2 separate regions of the Homo sapiens genome follow, and region 1 is linked to region 2. The links are chromatin loops, found by intact Hi-C in ENCODE. Cell type or tissue: heart right ventricle. All regions are shown on one strand. Each heading gives the region's core, and the rest is flanking DNA. Links, peaks and the distances in the headings are about the cores only. Region 1 holds the start of LOC124903734. Region 2 overlaps KCNG4 (potassium voltage-gated channel modifier subfamily G member 4).

Region 1 (4,387 bases), core at 163-4,162, 59 kb after region 2:
CATGTGGCTCTGTTTGGATGGTGCCACCCTGCCACTCAGGGCCCAAACCTAGGGTCTGCCTGCCTCATCCTTCCTATCCTCCCCATGGCCATTGGGCTCTAGCCCTTCTCTCGCCTTTGGCTGCATGATCCCTCCAGCTGGGTCAAATCCCTCACTCTGTGCCCGTGCTGCACCTGACCTTCCTGTAAACACATCGTATAAGGGTTTCAAGCACAGGTTCTGAACACCAGTGTCTGGGTTCGAATCCAGCTCTGCCACTGATCAGTTGTGCGCAGATGATGAATTCTTAATCTCTCCGACCCTAATCCCTTGTCTCTAAAGTGGGGATTGCAGGAGAACCTACTTATCAGAGTTTTGATGGATGAATGGTGACTGTTTTAAAACCACTCAATTGTTAATCTAAGACTCAGTTTCCTTATCTGTGAAATGGGGGTGATGATAGCGCTTACCTAGAAGAGTTGTAGTAGGTTAAATGAGTGAATATTCTTATTTTTGTTTTATTTATTTAGTTTTTGAGACAGAGTCTTGCTCTGTTGCCCAGGCTGGAGTGCAGTGGCGCAATCTTGGCTCACTGCAACCCCTGCCTCCTGGGTTTGAGTGATTGTCTTGCCTCAGCCTCCTGAGTAGCTGAGACTACAGGCACATGCCACCACGCCTGGCTAATTTTTGTATTTTTAGTAGATGGGGGGTTTCACCATGTTGGCCAGGCTGATCTCGAACTCCTGGCCACATGTGATCTGCTCCCCTCAGCCTCCTAAAGTGCTGGGATTACAGGCATGAGCCACCATGCCCGGCTACAGTGATTATTTTTAAAGCCCTCAAAACCATGTATGGCACCAAATGGTGCCATCTGAGTGATTATTAAAAATACTGATTAATATCTGGCCCTTCTGTGTGGCAGTAAGCCTTAGAGGGGCTGCGGCTGGGCCTGGTTTTACTCTCCTTGGTGTCCTCAGGCATGACACATAGTAGGTACTCACGTATTTGAATGAATGAATGAGTGTACTCTGCTCCTCCTCCTCATGCCAGTATGTTTCTCTCTGCTGGAAGTCGTTCACACTTTAGTATGAAGTACAAATGAATGCTACCTGTCCCCTTTGCCTGATCTGATCACTATGGAAGAAAGGTTCTATCTCCCTGGGAAAGGAATGTGAGGCCTCAGTGCCCAGGTCGGGGCGTTTTATCGGCGGTAGAGAAGAAGGATGTTTTCCTGGACTCTACACCTATGAGCGTGTCCTCTGCCTCCTTAGAGCAAGGCATTGAAGCACTTGTGCCCTTTATATTTTTAAAGATAACGACCAGGCACGGTGGCTCACACCTGTAATCCCAGCACTTTGAGAGGCCAAGGTGGGCGGATCACCTGAGGTCAGGAGTTCGAGACCAGCCTGACCAACATGGAGAAATCCCGTCTCTAGTAAAAATACAAAATTAGCCAGGCTTGGTGGTACATGCCTGTAATCCCTGTTACTTGGGAGGCTGAGGCAAGAGAATTGCTTGAACCCAGTAGGCGGAGGTTGTGGTGAGCCGAGAGATCATGCCATTGTACTCCAGCCTGGGCAACAGAGCGAGACTCTGTCTCAAAAAAATAAAAATAATAAAATAAAATAAATAACGAAATAAAGATAACATTTTTCCTCTTTTTTCTGAGGGACAGAAGCCTTTGGCGGGCAGCAGAGGTCAAACCCCAGAGCAGAGGAGATGAGAGGCCCGGCCAGTTCCGAGGCCTTCCCAGAGGAAACCTCGCCCACAGATCTGCAGGAAGTTGAACTAATGAGTTGGTGAGTCCCCAAGAGGACTGCCCGCTAAGTTGGGATCAAGTTCAGGCTGCCAGAGCTCAGATAAACTAGAAGGGCCTCTGCCACTTGGGACATACAGTTCTGAGCCTGGCAGGAAGCCGGGAAGGGGTGGTGGCCCTGAAATCATGATGGCACGCAAGCCCTGGGTAGCAACATCAGGCCCCAGCTGGGAGCATCCAGCCCGGCTGTCAGGCTGCGATCCTGACTTGTCACTGATCAAAGGAACGCAGCTGGTTTCCCAGGCGGATTTGTTCTGTGTTTATTTCTCCTCTTGGAACTTTTCTCCTCGCACACAAGACCTGCAGTGCTGCTGTGTTCTCCGAGTAGTTACCTTTCGTGTCTCAAAAACTTCAGAAGGTGGTTTTATAAGTTAATGATTGTGAGAAATTAACTGAGGGGTCACTGCTCGGCATCCTGGGTCCCTGTGGTCTGAATACTGCTGCGGAGTGGATGGCTCAATAGAAGAACATTTATTGAGTGTCTCATGTACCACGCCCTGTGTATATTGAGGAAAGCACTTTGGAGTTCAGTCACTAGCTGGGACTTTGGAAAGAGCCCCTAAATTCTGTGGCCTTCCATCTCTTTATAGAACAGGGATCATTCCTGATGGGGCCATGATGATGACATTGATTCTGTCCATCGGTCCAGGACTTACTGAGGGCTGATGCTGCCCAGTCCCTGTGCGAGGCGCTGGGTTGCAGGCAGTAAGAGACATGGATACTTGACCTTGCAGAGCCTATATCCCACTTGTGGGTATAGGACCTTCCTCTTTTTTTTTTTAATTTTTAATTTTTTTTTAACAGGGTCTGGCTTTGTCGCCCAGGCTGGAGTGCAGTGGGGCAATCTTGGCTCACTGCAACCTCTGCCTCCCAGGTTCAAGCAATTCTCCTGCCTCAGCCTCCCGAGTAACTGGGACTATGGGCTCCCACCACCATGCCCAGCTAATTTTTGTATTTTTCATAGAGATGGGGTTTCCCCATGTTGGCCAGGCCGGTCTTGAATTGCTGACTTCAAGTGATCTGCCCGCCTCAGCCTCCCAAAGTACGACCTTCCTCTTGATGCTGTAACAAATGACCATAAACTTAGCCACATGGATGGAGCTGGAGGCTATTATCTTAAGTGACCTAACAAAGGAACAGAAAACCAAAGACCACATGTTCTCACTTCTAAGTGGGAGCTAAACGTTGACTACAAGTGATCGTAAAGATGAGAATGATAGACACTGGGGACCACTAGATGGGGAAGGGAGGAAAGGGGGCGTGGGCTGAAGAACCAGCCATTGGGTGCTATGCTTAGGGCCTGGGTGACGGGATCATTGGGATCTGAAGCCTCAGCATCATGTAGTTTAGCAGTTGCGAACTCAACAAGTTCACAAGTCTATGATTTTACAGTTCTGTTGATTAGAAGTCCCACCTGAGTCCCACTGGGGAAAACTCTAGGGGTTTGCAGGACTGTGCTCCCTCTGAGGCTCTAGGGGAGAACTTCCTTTGACTTTTCCAGCCTCCAGGGGCTGCCTGCATTCCTTGGCTCATGGTCCCTTCCTCCATCTCCAAAGCCACAGCGTAGCGTGTCAAATCAACTTTCCCTTGACTTCCACCCCCACCCGACTTCCACCATTCATCTCCTCTGACTCTCACTCTCTACCTCCCTCTTACAAGGACCCTTGTGATTATGTTGGTCCCACCCAGATAATCCAGGATACTCTCCCCATCTCAAGATCTTTGCTTTAATCCCTTCTGCAAAGTCCCTTTTGTCAGGTAAGACCACATGCTCGCAGGTCCTGGGGATTAGGATGTGGACATCTTTTAAGGGCCCATGATTCTGTGTACCACAGGGAAAGAGACCATCAGTGGTAAACATAATAAGTACATTTCATAATTTATTAGAAGGTGATGAAACTATGGAAAAAGAAAGCAGGACAAAGGGGGTTGGGAATTTAGGGTGGTGTAAAAGAGGCAGATGGTGATTTTAAAAGCTCAGTTGGGGTAAGCCTCATTGAGAAAGCAAAATTGGAGCACAGACTGGAAGGAATTGAGGGATCAGCTAAGCAGGTATCTGGGGAGAGAGCAACTGGGGGGCTGTGCAAAGGCCCTGGGGTGGGAGCTGTCAAGGAAGAAGCTAGAGCAGAGTGAGCACAACGAAGAAGTGGAGATGGTGATCTCAAGAGCCCAGCACTGTGCCAGGCATATAGTAAATGCTCACTAAAAGAGGTTCCTGTCCATGTCCCAGAGAAAGCTTCGGAGATGGACAACGCTCAGCCCTGTCCTCAAAAATTTATGGTCAAGTGAGGACAGAGGAACATGTACAACCGTCTTCTACATACTACTCATTCAACACTCACGACAACCCTGTGAGACAGGTATGTTACTCCCATTTTACAGATGAGTCAACCAAAGAACAGAGAGGGCAGGTGACTTGCCCATGGTCGCACAGCTGGGAGGTCTCAGAGCAGGTGTCTGTGCCCGAGCAAGCTGGCTGCAGAGTCCGTGTTCTTCTTTTATTAAATTTCAACTTTTATTGTAGATTAAAGGGTATATGTGCAGATTTGTGACACGGGTAAATTACATGCTGCTGAGCCTTGGGGTCCCAGT
Region 2 (4,334 bases), core at 1-4,000:
TCTACACCTAGGATTTGTGCATTTCAGTGTATGTACATTTCACCTGTAAAACTGTAGAAGAAAAATAGTAACAAATGATTATAAGTGATCTGAGGTGGAGAGGGGATGGAAAGAGAGGAAACAAGAATGGCAGAATATTGGCTGGGCACAATGGCTCACGCCTGTAATCCCAGCACTTTGGGAGGGCAAGGTGGGTGGATCACCTGAGGTCAGGAGTTCGAGACCAGCCTGACCAATATGGTGAAACCTTGTCGCTACTAAAAATACAAAAATTAGCCAGGCATGGTGACACATGCCTGTAATCCCAGCTACTTGGCGGGCTGAGGCAGGAGAATGGCTTGGACCTGGTAGGCGGAGGTTGCAGTGAGCCGAGATTGCACCACTGCACTGCAGCCTGGGCGATAGAGCGAGACTCCGTCTCAAAGACAAACATACACAAAAGCGGCAGAATATTGACCATTGTGTGTAGCTAAGTCATGGAGTCATGGTTTCCCAGAAGTTCCTTATATTATTCTATTTACCTTGTAAATGTCTGAAGTTCTCCATGATGAAAAGTTAAAAAAAAAAAGGATAATCAAAAGCACAATAAGACACAAATTGACATCCACTAGGATGGCTAAAATCATAAAGACAGACAATAGCCAAGTGTCGGTGAGATTGTGGAGAAACTGGAACCCATCACTACTGGTGGGGATGTAAAATGGGGCAGCGGCAGTGGAAACAGTTTGGCAGGTCCTCAAAAGGTTAAACAGAATTACCATGCAACCCAGCTGTTCCACTCCTAGGTGTATAGCTCAGACAAATGAAAACACATGTCCACACAAAAACTTGTACACAGGCCGGGTGTGGTGGCTCACGCCTGTAATCCTGGCACTTTGGGAAGCCGAGGCGGGTGGATCACCTGGGGTCAGGAGTTTAAAACCAGCCTGGCCAACATGGTAAAACCCCATCTCTACTAAAAATACAAAAATTAGCCAGGCATGGTGGCAGGTGCCTGTGATCCTAGCTACTCGGGAGGCTGAGGCAGGAGAATCACTTGAACTCAGGAGGTGGAGGTTGCAGGGAGCCAAGCTTGTGCCACTGCACTGCAGCCTGGGCGACAGAGCTAGAATCTGTCTCAGAAAAAAACAAAACAAAACAAAACCCAAAAAAACTTGTACACAAAAGTCCATGGTAGTATTATTCATAATAGCCCCAAAGTAGAGACAACTTAAACATCCATAAACTGATGAGTGAATACATAAAATGCGGCCTATTCATACAATGGAATAGTAGTCAGCCATGAAAAGGAATGAAGGGCTAAATCGTGCTACAACATGGATGCACCCTGAAAACACGATGCTGAGTGAAAAGAAGCCAGACACAGACACGACATGTTGGATGATTCCACTTATGTGAGATGTCCAGAGCAGGCAAATCCACAGAGACAGAAAGCAGAGGGGTGGGTGTCCGGGGCTGGATGGAGGAGGAGGGTAGCAGTGATGGCTGCACAGCTCCACGATGATACTAAAGACCACCGAATTGTGCACTTTAAAAGGGCCAATATTGTGGTATGGGAGTTATCGTCGGAGTCTGAGCTGGCTGAACACTCCTGGGGGAGGCAGGAAGTGGAAGTAGTGGGGGTCCCACAGCCTGGCCCTCACCTGTTTCACGCAGCAGCAGAGCGGGGCTTCCTGAGGGCAAAGCTGCTGCCCTGGGGGCCCTGCAGATGCAATGCAGGCCAGTTCTGGAAGCTCCATCTGGGAGGGGCTCAGGGCCCACAGTCTTGACCTTGGAGACTTCCTCGCCCCCTCTGTCCCTCCCAGCAAAATGCTGCCAGCCCCACTTCAGAACGTGGCCACCTCTCACTTCTGCAGCTCCTTAGTCAGGGCTGGTCCATTCTGCAGCTCGGCATCCCTCCCTCCCCTCCCTCCTGCTGTGAGTTCACCATTTGTGCCTTTGGCCCTGGCCCGAGGCCCTGAGCTGTTTCCTCTGAGGCTCTCCTGGGGCCTGGATGTGCTGACTCACTCCTCTGCCCACTCCTTTAGCCACTTTTCTCTCGGCCAGCCGTGCCCTCCGCTACCCTCCCCTCCTTTACTCCGCTCCCATGGGCCTCCCCCCAGGCACTACTCACCCCGAGCCGCAATCCCTCCTCCCCAGGTCTCCCCGCCACCCCCCCGCCCACTCCTTCTAGCAGCTGTCCCCACTTCCCAACCCTGGGACACAAGGGCTCTGAGAGTGCTGGAACCAACCGGACGGGGTCAGCCCCACCATGGGACCTGGCCGATGAGTCATCTCTCTGAAGGCGTCTTCCCTTCTGTGAAGTGGGGAAGGTAACTGTCATCCCACAGGGCGATTGTGGGCACCCGGGAGACCCGCTGAGGGATGCTGCAGTGTAGAAGCTTCCCAAATCTACGCTGCTTCTCTTCCTCCTCAGTCCTCTCCCGCTGCTGCCCTCCGGTTCATGCCCTGTGGCTGATCCATCACCGGCTCTCCACGGCCTTCACCTTGGGCGGGTTGGATGGCTGACTTCTCTTCTAGAGGTTCCAGCAAATTCTTACTAGAAAGCAGCTGCCACTGGGCTGGGCATGGTGGCTCACGCCTGTAATCCCAGCACTTCGGGAGGCTGAAGTGGGCAGATCACTTGAGGCAAGGGAGTTTGAGACCAGCCTGGCCAGTGTGTGGAAACCCTGTCTCTACTAAAAACACAAAAATTAGCCTGGCGTGGTGGTGCACACCTGTAATCCGTTACTCGGGAGGCTGAGGCATGAGAATCACTTGAACCCAGGAGGTTGGAGGAGAGCCGAGATTGTACCATTGCACTCCAGCCTGGGCAACAGAGCAAGACCCTGTCTCAAAAAAAAAAGAAAAAAAAAAAGCAGCTGCCACTGAGGGAGCATTACTAGCTTAGCTGCTGTCAGGCAAGTTGCATAACTTCTTGAGACCCAGTTTTCTGATCTGTAGAATGGGATTGTGGTGAGGATTAAATTAGGAAACAGGGAAATGACTAGCACAGGGCCAGGAGCCCAGCAGGGGTCTAAGAAGTATCCACTGACTCTGAATCTCACAGCGGTTCTCCCCGTGTGGGGAAGGCGGGCCGCCATCCCATCGCCTCTGTGCTGGTGTCCCGTCAGCAGTCACCGAAGGAGAGACCTAGGGACTCTCCCAGTGTCCAGCACAGGCCCGGCCTGCAGGGGCCCTTCCTGAACGACTCATGAATGAGTGTGGGTGGTGGCGTCTGCATGGGGCATTTGCGGGGGGCTGGAGTTGGACCTGCAGAGGTGGGGGGACTGTGAGGAGGCAGAGGAAACAGTGTCACCTGCAGAGCATCAAGGAGGCCCCAGGCCAGGAAACAGGGAATATTGCTTCTTGGCTGGGACATAGGGAGAGACACAGCTGCAGGAAAAAAACAAAAGCAACAAAACTAGGATAAGAAGCATTCGCTAGAGCAATTACCAAATGCCACCAAGCACAGAGAAGCTCCAGAGAGCAGGCCAGTTTTTTAGGAAGCTGATTCATGGTCCGAGAAAGGGACAGATGAGGAGGCAGGAGCTGGCTCTTGTACAGGGCCTCTTACTAAAGGGTGAGGAGGCAGGGAGGTGGAAATGGCACCCCAAAAGGTGAGCTGCATCCCGGGGAGGAGGCCCCAAGAGTCCCGCCTGGTCTTTGAAAAATCTCTCTCTGTGGGCCAGGCATAGTGGCTCAGGCCTATAATCCCAGCACTTTGGGAGGCGAAGGCTAGTGGATCACCTGAGGTCAGGAGTTCGAAACCAGCCTGGCCAACATGGCGAAACCCCGTCTCTACTAAAAATACAAAAATTAGCTGGGCATGGTGGTGGGCGCCTGTAGTTCCAGCTACTCGGGAGGCTGAGGCAGGAGAATCGCTTGAACTCAGGAGGCAGACGTTGCAGTAAGTTGATATCGCGCCACTGCACTCCAGCCTGGGTGACAGTGAGACTTCATCTCAAAAAAAAAAAAAAAAAAAAAAAGCCAGGCATGGTGGTGGGCGCCTGTAGTCGCAGCTACTCAGGAGGCTGAGGCAGGAGAATGGCGTGAACCCGGGGGGCAGAGCTTACAGTGAGCCAAGATCGCACCACTGCACTCCAGCCTGGGTGACAGAGCAAGACTCCGTCTCAAAATAAACAAACAAAGAAAACTCTCTCTGTGCCTTCCTTCCCCTGCCCTCCACCTTAGTAAGACACTGAAATGTCTACAGTCCAGGATGAGAGGGAAGGCGAGGACCAAAGAGCCCGTGCAGTTCTGCTCCCTAAGCCCACCATGGTTCTGCAGAGACATCACCAAGGGCACCTTACTTGGTTGCCATAGGGTGTGCATGTCCCTCTGACAATATCCCT

Evidence for each region. A loop is a pair of places that touch in the nucleus more often than their neighbours do. Peaks named below come from ENCODE experiments on the same cell type or tissue, not always from the same donor. Only the 100,000 strongest peaks of a DNase experiment are listed, where the experiment ranks them.
Region 1: it touches region 2 in a loop (3-fold over the local background); 1 of 110 quality-filtered maps calls a loop at or near these places.

What each region holds. Positions count from the first base shown.
Region 1 is chr16:84,284,892-84,289,278 of GRCh38, forward strand. It overlaps LOC124903734, which reads left to right and starts at 1,660. Exons shown (of 6, transcript XM_047435022.1): 1 at 1,660-1,778; 2 at 4,026-4,155. In heart right ventricle, for the core only: no CTCF peak of the experiment used is centred there; a DNase peak (open chromatin) is centred at 1,880; H3K27ac peaks cover 1,918 bases.
Region 2 is chr16:84,226,458-84,230,791 of GRCh38, forward strand. The region is part of intron 2 of KCNG4 (potassium voltage-gated channel modifier subfamily G member 4); the gene reads right to left. Among named protein-coding and RNA genes, the nearest start is that of KCNG4, 11 kb to the right of the region's middle. In heart right ventricle, for the core only: no CTCF peak of the experiment used is centred there; DNase peaks (open chromatin) are centred at 1,495, 1,964 and 2,473; H3K27ac peaks cover 854 bases.